Linked DNA regions of Homo sapiens: regions 1 and 2 are each linked to region 3. A link is an interaction called in ENCODE POLR2A ChIA-PET data of the cell type or tissue named here. Cell type or tissue: GM12878. All regions are shown on one strand.

Region 1 (4,000 bases), 390 kb before region 3:
ACTGCACTCCAGCCTGAGTGACAAAGTGAGACTCCGTCTCAAAAAAAAATTTTTTTTTTGCTTTAGTATACTTATCAGAAGTATAATGCAGTACAGAGTGTTGTACAGTATTTCAGTGCTGTACAGAGATTAATCTTGTGGATAATAATTGGGAGATACTCTATCCCTACTCTATTTTTAACAGTTTAATGTAGTTGAGTGTTCATTAGCAAGTGGTTACTTTGAATAATACTGGCACATTTGAAGCATTGAACTTGTTTGATAATGTATGTCCCAGAAGACAGGTATTATTGTATTTAGCACAAAGCAAAGGGAAGAAGAAACACTGTTTATGTCCAAAACTATGGGGCAGTGGTCTTCTCTTTTACTTTTCTTTGCTGCTGTTCATGAAGCTTGTTACCTTTTCGCTGTCTTTTTTTTGAGACGGAGTCCTGCTCTGTCGCCCAGATTGGAGTGCAGTGGTGCGATCTTGGCTCACTGCAACCTCCACCTCCCAGCTTCAAGTGATTCTCCTGCCTCAGCCTCCCGAGTAGCTGGGATTACAGGCATGCACCACCACGCCCGGGTAATTTTTTGTATTTTTAGTAGAGACGGGGTTTCTCCATGTTGACCAGGCTGGTCTCCAGCTCCTGGCCTTAGGTGATCCGCCTGCCTCAGCTTCCCAAAGTGCTGGGATTACAGACATGAGCCACCTCACCCAGCCCAGATAATCCTTTTACACACTGTTTAAAATTTTCAATTTTCCTGGAGATAGGGTCTCCTGTCGCCCAGCGGGTAAATGCAGTGGTGCGATTATAGCTCACTGCAGCCTCAGACACCTGGGCTGAAGCCTGATTCTTGAGCCTCCCAAGTAGCTGGGACTATAGGTGTGAGCCATCATGCTTTGCCCTTTTTTTTTTTTTTTTTTTTTTTTGAGGCAGAGTCTCACTCTGTCACCTAGGCTGGAATGTAGTAGTGGCACGATCATAGCTCATTATAACCTCAAACTCCTGGTTTCAAGCAATCTTCCCGAGTAGTCAGGACTACAGGCATGCCCTGCCATGCCCAACTAATTAAAAAAAAATTTTTTTTTATACACATAGGGTCTCACTATGTTACTCAAGCTAGTCTCCAATTCCTGGCCTTAAGAGATTTTCCCAAAGCATTAGGATTATAGGCATGAGCCACCTCACCCAGCTGAAACAGATAATTCTTTTTTTTTTTTTCCTTGAGATGGAGTTTTGCTCTTGTCAGCCAGGCTGGAGTGCAATGGCGCGATCTCGGCTCGCTGTAACCTCTGCCTCCCGGGGTCAAGCGATTCTCCTGTCTCAGCTTCCCCAGTAGCTGGGATTACAGGCGTCCACCACCACACTCGGCTAATTTTTTGTATTTTAGTAGAGATGGGTTTTCGCCATGTTGGTCAGGCTGGTCTTGAACTCCTGACCTCAGGTGATCTGCCCACCTCAGCCTCCCAAAGTGCTGTGATTACAGGTGTGAGCCACTGCTCCTGGCTTGAAACAGATAATTCTTTATATTCAACCTGTTGTCAAAATTTTTAGAAACATTTTCCCAGTTCCTTGTATAAGTATACTTTGTATAACTTCTGGCAAACCATAATTATGAACTCACATTACTATAGTACTATAATACTGCAGTAAGGGATCTTGCGTTTCAGTAATGTCACTCATCCAGTTTTCCTCCCCTTTCTCTTACCCCATCTCCCTCCCAGTCTCATGGTTTCTGTTGTCAATCCTCTTTCTCCTTACACAAGGCAAGAGGTTTTCTTACCAATAGATCAGAACTGTGAAGGACTGCCCGACATGATCTGATATGGTTGTTCTTCATTTTGGGCTGTAGTATTTTAAAGTAGAGGTTTGCTCTGATGGTCCCATCACTGCTTGCCATTGTCTTTCCCTTTGCTCTAGCTATCAGGGGATGTTGCTTTAAGTTTGTTCCCCAGGCTTTACTGCCAAGAGGGAAATTCATACCCACTTTAACAAGGTGTGAAGCTTATCTTACAGTTGCTAATGCCTCACTGACCTTTTGGAAAGGTCATAGTTACTCTTCAAGTTGAGCGATTTTTCTCCCCCAAGAGCTAATTAAAGTTTCTTGTTTCTGATATGCTCTCCTTGGCAAATGTTTGAAAGTCTAGTATCAGAGCAGCTGTGATCCTGCATCTATCAAAATTTATAACTTCCTAGAGAAGTTTTCATTCTGGCATTATTCCTGGCCTTAACACTAGAATGCCCTGTTGAAAGCATACAGTAACATTTATTATACTCATTCTGGTTGTCTGTTTGCCCTAGCTCACTGGACGTTGGTGGTGATTGGCATCTGTCAGGACTTGGTGGTCCTGGTGCCTCCTGTTTTTATTTTTCTTTTTGTCCTGCTCAAACAGATATTTCTTATTCATGCCGTCTTCTAATGAGTCATTTGGATTCATTATTGCCATAAATCATTTGGAGGAGTGTTTTCATGATTTACTAAGTAGATCTTTTAAAGAAGATTTTATTATGAAATATGCAAACATTTTAAGCAATTTTTTAATTAAAAAAAATTCGACCTCCAAGATTAAATCATTAGATGTGGTTAACACTGTTTCTGGATTGGTAAGTTTCCACAAAAAGAGGTTTTTAAATTTTTAACCACATAGACCACTCTTTACCATATTCATTATTCTTAGTATTCATTGTGGTGAGTTCTCTCTTTTTACCACGTTTATAGTTGTTGGATTGGGAAGTGCAGTGTGACTCTTACTTTGTAGTTTTTAAATCTTAACAAGTTTATAGTTGTATGAGCTAAAAGTTTAAACCTCTGCCCCATTTTCTTGGGGCAGTGTTCTGTGACCAGTTACATTTTTGGACTTAGGTTATCTCTGAAGTGCTGTGTTGCTGTATAAATGTCATATGGAGGATAACCTACAAAATACACTTCGGATCTCCCAACAGCTTTGCGGTTCTGAAACAGCCTTCAGTAGTACCACTGAAAAGAAACGGGGAATTAACTGGTTTTTTGTTTCTTTTATAGAGATGAGGGTCTCGCTATGTTGCCCAGGCTGGTCTCAAGCTCCTGGCATGAAATGATCCTCCTGCCTTGGCCTCCCAAAGTGCCGGGATTATAGGCATGAGCCACTGTTCCCGGCCTAGAATTAAACAGTTTATATATGCTCTAAAATTTAAGTCAGTGATCAAGTTGTTTATACTGTGGATTTATGTCACATGGATATTACTTGATATGAATAATAACTAAATGAACATGACTGTTAGATGATCACCTTTTACTTTAATCAAGAATTGAAGTTTTATTTTTTCTAAATAGATACATATAAAATGAATGGAATTTATTCCCTCTCCCCAGATTTTATTTGGATTCTAAAATGGAATTATTACATCAAAAGATAAGGTATTTTTAAGAAGTATAGTTGTTTTTTTGAGACTGAGTCTTGCTCTAACGCCCAGGCTGGTGTGCAGTGGTGCGATCTCAGCTCACTGCAACCTTTGCCTCCCAGGTTCAAGCGATTCTCCTGCCTCAGCTTCCCAACTAGCTAGGACTGCAGGTGTGCGCCACCACACCTGGCTAATTTTTTGTGTTTCTAGTAGAGGTGGTTTCACCTTGTTGGCCAGGGTGGTCTCGAATTCCTGACCTCAGGCGATCTACCTGTCTCGGCCTCCCAAAGTGCTGGGATTACAGACTTGAACCACCACACCCAGCCATGAAGTATAGTTTTTTGTTTGTTTTTTGAGTTTTGCTTTTGTTGCCCAGGCTGGAGTGCAATGGTGCGATCTTGGCTCACCGCAACCTCTGCCTCCCGGGTTCAAGCGATTCTCCTGCCTCAGCCTCCTGAGTAGCTGGGATTACAGGCATGCACCACCACACACTGCTAATTTTGTAATTTTAGTAGAGATAGGGTTTCTTCGTGTTGGTCAGGCTGGTCTCGAGCTCCAGACCTCAGGTGATCCCCCCGCCTTGGCCTCCCAAAGTGCTGGAATTACAGGCGTGAGCCATCGCACCCGGCTTTTTT
Region 2 (4,000 bases), 140 kb before region 3:
TTTTAGAATTTGGATACAGAGTGCTAAGCTGAAATACAGTCATGTGCTGCATAACAACGTTTTGGTCAACGATGGACTGCACAGACAGTGGTGGTCCCATAAGATAATGGAGCTGCCCTATACAGGTGTACCATTTTTTTGTCTTTCATACCATAGTTTTGCTGAAACATTTCTATGTTTAGATATACAGATGCTTACTGTTGTGTTACAACTGCCTACAGTATTCAGTACAGTAACATGTTATACAGGTTTGTCGCCTAGGAGCAACAGGCTATTCATATAGCCCAGATGTGTAGTAGGCTAGACCATCTAGGCTTGTGTCAGTACACAATGATGAAATTGCTAAGGATGCATCTGTCAGAACATCTCTGTTAAACAACACGACTGACTGTACAGCAGATTTTTTTTGTAGCTTCCCTCTATACTATACGGAAGGTGCAAAGCCTCAGCTGGGAAAAAGTTCTATAATTTACATTTAATTGTCCGTCCATTTTGATGAATTTCTGAGGAAGCTAAACTGATGTAGTGAAGCAGCTGGAGCCAGTTAAAGTAGCAGCATATAATCAGTGCTAGAATGACTAGGAGGCTTGGAAATGAGGACCTGATAGTGACCAACAAACTCAATGTCAAGGGCTGGTGTCTCATTTAGTTACTATTCAAACCAAAAGAAGCACACAGATTAGTATAAATACTATATTTATTAAATATCTTTACAGTTTATTTAAATGTATTTACAGAACTATTCCTGCATAAGTTATAATTCAGACATCCAAATTCAGGTAATTGCCTCTTGGGTAATAAGACAAATAATGATAGTCTCAACAGAAAAAAAGCAGCTCATTAGTATACACACAGATTCTAATTTGCTTCATTATTTAGCCATCTTTGCCACAAACTACCTGCTAACAGTTAAAATTCTGACATGGACACGTTTTAGTTGAGAAGTTCAATTTTGCAAAGAATTTAATTTTAAATAAATAGAATCCAAATATGTCCTGCTTCATGTTTTGTTTCATAAGCAGATTTTGGTTTTTTGATACTGTAAAATTTTTAAAATGCAAAAATGTGATACAGTTTCCAGAGAAACTGAATGCTGTAGCTTCTACCAAAGATAGCTGGTATTAAGGTGACCTAAAGAACCATGAACTCATCCAAAGTACAAACGTTTACAATTCGAGCCAATCTTGTTTACATTCTCTCAAACACTCAAAGCTGACTCAATAAATTCCCACGATTCCTGCCTAACTTGTTACTTGGTATGGTGGGCTAATGGTACTGAAGGTGGTTTCCATCTCCGGGCTACTGTCCTATCCAGAACACACGCAGCTGATAGAGGAGAGGACGCTCTCCCATCATGCAAAGCTTGAAACCCAGTTTCTAATCTAGACACAGCCCAACCCCCAGACATGCATACCTGGAATGGATTCTTTTGTGATTTAGTACCCAACAACCATGTCAAGCAAGTACAGTAACTCAGGACAAATAACTTGTTCCCCCTGCATCCCATTTCTTTTAGTTTTTAGAGCCTATGGACTCTACTGCATCTCCATTTGGTAAATTTTTTTTTTTTTTGTGCGCAGGCAGCTTAAGTTCATAGGAAGAAATAAGGTTCTGATATGTTTAGAGTGCACATTTTAAAACAACAAAATAAAAATTTCAAGCATGTGATAAAAATATTGATTTTTATAATACAGTATTGCTTTATAAATATAGATGGAAAAGCTATAAACTTTACTGGTCTTTGGTGCATCCAGAGAGGGATAAATAATTTGCCATTTGTAAATTAGAAATCCAAATTTTTTCTTTTGTTATAAAAGTCCATTACATGAGGCGTGTGTGTGTGTGTGTGTTGCTTAAAATATAATTAACACACACATCAGGTTCAGAATCAGACCCACCAAGTGGTACAGCACAGTAACAACCCATGGAAGCTTGGGTCTGTGACCTGGAAAATTCTACTATGGGTCCAACACAGCCTCTGACCACTGAGAGTAGGAGAGATACTTGTTAAGCAGCACTCCAGCTGACCCCCCCGGCAGTCATAAAATTAAGTGCATAACACAAAAAGAACAGGGGAAAATAGAGAAAATATTTTATGTCACTAATCTATAGGCCAGATCCAAAGCCAATTCCACTGTGAAACTCAATTCTTGCCCCCACTACTTTCAGTATCACTGGAACAAACACATCGTCAATTTCTAACAATCGTTTCTCAAAAAGGTAAGCTGAGTAAATAAGTTGTATAAAACACCACCAATCTAGCTTTACAAAGATTGTGTTTGACGGGTTAAATGAGAGCAGAGAAAAACCAGAAACTTGACGAGCACTGCTCTTACCAGGAATTAAATGTAGGCGTTGGAAAATGAATGCAAAATATATCCAGATCATAAGGCTACATACTCTTACCAAAAATAATTGAAAACCTAAACAAAAGAGCTGAAGTTGTCAGTCCTAATATAAATGTATTCATTCTAACAAAACCCTTCTGGATGCAACTTTCTTTACTTTTTAAATACACAGAGACTGCAAATAGTTTGTGCAAAATAAATACCCCGCCACTTGCCACTCATGCTTCTGTGTTTTATCATAGCATGATGATTTCTCCTTAAATAGAGACTCCGTCCAGACCCCCCACCCCGCCCCCACCGCGTCTACCAAAGAATTCTGTTTTGTCAAGTTAGGGTAGTTAAGGCATTCTGACATGTAATTAAAGGTGATTCAAAATAGATTATCTAACATTATGCCAATTTAGGAATAGTAGATAAATTACTGAACGGCTTACAAATGAATAACTCATTCTTATTATAAATGAAATGCCTGTTACAAGCATGATGCATTGAAATATAGTAATGACATGTACATGGTACATGTTAAACAATTTTAAATAAAAGCCTGACAGTTACTCAAATATACAGTACAAATTCACAAAACAAAATCTTTTAAAACAAGTTGAGGTAACCTCAAACATAAATTTTAATGCAATAAACCAGGGAGTCAGTATCTCCTTTAGAGAAAGACTTTCTATATTCTCAAGTAGATTCTCATCAGGTTTAATTGCATTCTCATCTATACACCAATGTTACCTGACTTATATATAAAACATGGCTTTAATTTAAGGATTTCTAAGTATATATTTTTTTCTACCACCAAGTTAATGAAGGAAAAAAACTGACCCAAAAATATATATCTTTACAGCAGTCAACTTGTACACAAAACTTAAAAATAAGTTTCAGCTTGCAGATAATGTGAAAACTGAATGCGGGGTAGTTTTGTAAGGAAACTATACACTGCAAAATGGCTATTTGGAAACTGTAAACATTAAGCTTGATTCAGAAACCCCTAAATTTCCATGTGGGGTAATTGTAAATGTCAGATCATCACTGGGAGTTTTCCTCATGGACGTCTGTGCTGCTGCCGCTGCGCACACAGTGCTCTCTCCACATGGACTCACTGGATTTGGTGCATGCTCTATAGAAAGCAAGGCTACTAATAAAAGGTCTGAGAGTACGAGTATGGGTAGGTAGCATGACCACTGAAAGCCAACAAAATTCAAAGTTACAGCTGTCTGTTCTCAACCCTTCAGGCCTTGGGACCTAGAGTTCCCATTCAGGGGCATTCTATCAGACAACTAGGAGGAATTTCAGCCATAACAATTAAATTTCTAGGCTTTGAGGGGTTTTACAACCTTGAGTATTATTTCCATAAAAAAATACTGGTAAAGTGTCTCCCCTACCCCTCCTGGAGATCAGGCCTTAGCCTGTGATTTGGACTAATCAATAAACTGCCAAAACTTTAACCACAGGAACACAAACATCTTTTTAAAAGCATGAAATATTTCCATCCATAGAACTAAAATGGATTTTTCTCCCGATTTGTAACAAAAAAGCTTTTGGGATCAAAACTGTATAACCCAGAGCAATGTTTTAGAGCAGAATCATAAGCCCCTGAAAAATAGGAGTTTATAACAAAGACATAAAGCCACACCAATCATCATAACAAA
Region 3 (4,000 bases):
AGACTAGAACAAAGATATAATTCAAGAAAACTTTTCTGATATAAAAGAGGACTTAAAAGTGCCATCTTTGTAGATAAAAACTAGAAGAAATTGATAATTTCATATGATTCAACCTAATATATACCTGTTTGCTGTTTTAATTTATTATGCTATACATATGTTCATGTAGCGTTGTTAAAAAACAAACATAAAGCTGGGTGCGGTGGCTCATACCTGTAATCCCAGCGCTTTGGGAGGCCAAGGCTGGTGGATCACCTGAGGTCAGGAGTTCAAGACCAGCCTCACCAACGTGGGGAAACCCCGTCTCTACTAAAAATACAAAAATTAGCCAGGCGTGGTGGCGCATGCCTGTAGTCCCAACTACTTGGGAGGCTGAGGCAGGGGAATTGCTTGAACCTGGGAGGCGGAGGTTGCAGTGAGCCAAGATCGTGCCACTGCACTCCGACCTGGGTGACAGGGCAAGACTCCATCTCAAAAGAAACAGAAAACCAAAAATAAAATAAAATCATAAGTAAGTGATAAAGCCAGCACAGGAACTCAAGTCCGCTAGCTTTGTTCTTTTCTCTGCCAATACAGAGAAAAAAATGGCAGAAAAGTAGATTTTTTTTTCAGCAACAAAAATGACATTTTAGAGATGGGACTGGGAGTGGTGGCTCATGCCTGTAATCCCAGCACTTTGAGAGGCTGAGGTGGGTGGATTGCTTGAGCCCAGGAGTTCAAGACCAGCCTGGCCAACATGGTGAAACTCTATCTCTACTAAAAATACAAAAATTAGCTGGGGGTGGTGGTGGTGCATGCCTATAATCCCAGCTACTTGGGAGGCTGAGGCATGAGAATCACTTGAACCTAGGAGGCAGAGGTTGCAGTGAGCCGAGATAATGCCATTGCACTCCAGCCAGGACAACAGAACAAGATTCTGTCTCAATAATAATAATAATAAAATAAATAAATAAGAGATGGGATCAAGGTTCTGAGATGCAGTCTTACCTCCCTTAGCAGAGGAGCAAACTGAAGACTGCAACATGGTAACCACCACCTGTCAGTGGACAGTCCACAGACTTGCAGCTGGGTGTGCTGCTTCCTGGTCCAGGGTCTTAACACCACCCAGGCAGGGCCAGAGCGGCTGTCCCCAGTCCTAGCTTCACTCATCCTCCCCTATAGCCCTGTCCAGCATTAAGCCTGGTGCATTTCAGCAACTAAATGACCCCTGATCTGCCACCTACTTCCCCCACCCTCTGCCACTGCCCTGGCCAACCCCCTGCCTCACTTGGAGGCTGTCGCAGCTCCTCTCTGCTCTCTCCTTCCCTGCTGCATTCTCCATCAGCTGCAGGAGAGCATCCCTCCAAGCATGACTACATCACTCCCTGTGCAGAAAAGGGCCAGCCCAGCGGTCCCGAGGCTGCCTTCCTCAGACAGGCCTGCCTGGCCTCCACTGGCATCTGGGAATTTGGACTTCTGGAAAATTCCCGCCATTCCCTGATAAGAGCAGCTCATTGTGCCTAGACTGCTTGTGGAAACAGCATGGTTTATGCTGAACTCCTACTTTCATTTGGAGAGTATGGAATTTTTCTAAGTGCCAGGCAGAGGGTACCTCTGTGCCCAGCTCCAATGAAAACTCTGGGCATTGGGTCTCTAAGGAACTGCTCTGCTTGCAAACACTTCACACATCTTGTCACAACTCCCTGCTGGAGGAAATAAGTGTGACCCCAAGGACCTCTGCCCCCAACCCAGGAGAGGGCTCTGGAAGCTTGTGCCAGGTTTTTTCTGAACTTCACCCCACGTGCCTTTTCCCTTTACTGATTTTAATTTCAATCCTTTTGTGGCAATTAATCTGAGCCAGGAGCACATCTGCATGCGAGTCCCACAGGTCCTCCTAGTGAGTCACTGACACTGGGCATAGGGTCTCGGGAACCCTGACACACTCCCTTATTTAAAACTTTTGGCTGGGTGCAGTCACTCACACCTGTAATCCCAGCACTTTGGGAGGCTGAGGGGGATCACTGAGTTCAGGAGTTCAAGACCAGCCTGGGCAACAGAGTGAGACTCCGTCTCTACAAAAAAATCTAAAAATTAACCAGGTGTAGTGGTGCTCGCCTCTAGTCCCAGTTACTTGGGAGACTGAGAGAGGCGGATCGCTTGAGCCCAGAATGTTGAGGCTGCAGTAAGCTGTGATCGTGTCACTGCACTCCAGCCTGGGTGATACAGCAAGACCTTGTCTGTTAAAAAAAAAAAAGACATCAATGCCTCCCAGAAGCCCACTCCTGTTTTGCACGCTCTATCTAGCCTCTGTCTGCCCATCTTCTCACCTTCCCTCTCACCTCTGTCCCCACTCTGGCCACATTGAGCCTTTCATACTTGGCTGGTTTCTCCAACCACAGGACCTTTGCACACGTGACTTCTTTTGCGTAGAATGTGCAACCCCCTTTCACCCTGTCCTCTATCTTCTTCTTCATCTCAGCTCTCAGGAGCTGGCCAGGCCTTCCCCATCACACTCTCATGTGGCCCAGCTGTTCACAGCATGACCTCTGTGCCTGGCAGACCACAGGCTCCTGCTAAACATACCTCCTGGATGGTGGAAGGTGGAATGAAACCCCTGAGCAAATCTCTTCTCTGTGGGGAGGCAAGAGGACTCCAAGCAGCAGGCTCAGCTGCCCCCAGCACTTCTCCCTTCCTGCCCCAGGGGATCCGTGTTCTGAGGAAGGCCTATTTTTAAAATCAGGGAAGTCTTTAAATAAGTGTAGAAACTTTTCCTTCTCTAGGGTGGGGAGGAAGTCTGAGGTTCATGAAAACAACCACCGTGACAGCTGATCAGCTCTGGCAGGAGGAGCTGCTTACAGGCTGAGGGGCTTAACTGGCAGCCCAGGTTCCCCTAAAGCCATGCTCCCCAACTGTCTCCTTTTCTATAGGGTTAGGAACCCTCCTGCCTGATAGATGAGCCGGTCAGCCTGGTGAGATGATGGCAGGGCTGCATACAGACTATATGGGACATATTTACAGGAGTAGGAACTGTAATCATTCCAACTATCCCCAGAATACCTGCTATTTAATATTTTCTGAGCTCTGTGCAAAGACCTTCATTAACATACTGTAACAAGCCCATGAGGCGGGGACTGCAATGTCTCTGTTTATGGATGAGGAAACTGAGAACAGAGAGGCCAGTGACTTGCCCCAGGTCACACAGCCAGCGAGAAGCAAGGCTAGGATTCCAACCCAGGCTGCCAAGCCCAGCTCCCCCTCCTCCTGCGGGACCCCTCATGAACACTGCCCAGCCCTGCACCCTCCTCACAGCTGGGGAAGCCCCATGCTGGGAAGGGAGTTTGGAGCGGTGTTTCTCAATAAGAAATCACATTTCATACCCTGCATCTCAGTACACACTGACTTGTGTACACACATTCCATAACTAGCACTGAAGTTACTATGTGAGGCGCTCTTATTTTCCATTTCATTCTATTTCTTTTTTTTTTTTTTTTTTTTTTTTTTTTTGAGACAGGGTCTCACTCTGCCACCTAGGCTGGAGGGCAGTGGCATGATTAGGACTCACTGCAGCCTCAACGTCCTGGGCTCAAGAGATCCTCCCACCTCAGCCCAGGAAGTAGCTGAGACTACAGGTATGCACCACCACGCCTGGCTAATTTTTTGTATTTTTAATAGAGATGGGGTTTCTCCATGTTACTCAGGCTGGTCTCAAACTCCTGACCTCAAGTGATCCGCCTGCCTTGGCCTCCCAAAGTGCTGGGATTACAGGTGTGAGCCACTGCACCTAGCCCTATTTCATTTCTTAAAAGGTCGACTGTAGCCCACTCAATGGATTTCAGGACTCACCAATGCGTTGAGTTTAAAGACACAGTTTTGGGGGGACACGCTTTGCCTATTTCCCTGGGAATGACTGAGAGGGGAGTCTGGTCCAAGCCTGTGACTTCAGTCATGTCAACCAGGAGCAGGGGCTGTGCTATTTGTTTTACAAAAGTGTAGAAAGAAAAAAGAAAAAGTTACCCAGGTA

Evidence for each region. ChIA-PET counts read pairs that join two places held together with the same protein. Peaks named below come from ENCODE experiments on the same cell type or tissue, not always from the same donor. Only the 100,000 strongest peaks of a DNase experiment are listed, where the experiment ranks them.
Region 1: POLR2A ChIA-PET joins it to region 3 with 5 read pairs; 1 of 35 experiments calls an interaction of 5 or more read pairs at or near these places.
Region 2: POLR2A ChIA-PET joins it to region 3 with 7 read pairs; 4 of 35 experiments call an interaction of 5 or more read pairs at or near these places.

What each region holds. Positions count from the first base shown.
Region 1 is chr12:110,287,213-110,291,212 of GRCh38, forward strand. All of the region lies in intron 3 of ATP2A2 (ATPase sarcoplasmic/endoplasmic reticulum Ca2+ transporting 2), which reads left to right. Among named protein-coding and RNA genes, the nearest start is that of ATP2A2, 8.0 kb to the left of the region's middle. In GM12878, no CTCF peak of the experiment used is centred here; no DNase peak of the experiment used is centred here; H3K4me3 peaks cover 591 bases; H3K27ac peaks cover 227 bases.
Region 2 is chr12:110,532,566-110,536,565 of GRCh38, forward strand. It overlaps RAD9B (RAD9 checkpoint clamp component B), which reads left to right. Exons shown (of 11, transcript NM_001286535.2): 11 at 1-991. PPTC7 (protein phosphatase targeting COQ7) reads right to left here. Exons shown (of 6, transcript NM_139283.2): 6 at 680-4,000. Among named protein-coding and RNA genes, the nearest start is that of RAD9B, 32 kb to the left of the region's middle. In GM12878, no CTCF peak of the experiment used is centred here; no DNase peak of the experiment used is centred here; H3K4me3 peaks cover 219 bases; H3K27ac peaks cover 2,167 bases.
Region 3 is chr12:110,674,986-110,678,985 of GRCh38, forward strand. All of the region lies in intron 3 of HVCN1 (hydrogen voltage gated channel 1), which reads right to left. Among named protein-coding and RNA genes, the nearest start is that of HVCN1, 12 kb to the right of the region's middle. RefSeq lists enhancers at 2,338-2,477, 2,528-2,887. In GM12878, no CTCF peak of the experiment used is centred here; a DNase peak (open chromatin) is centred at 2,416; H3K4me3 peaks cover 1,541 bases; H3K27ac peaks cover 2,869 bases.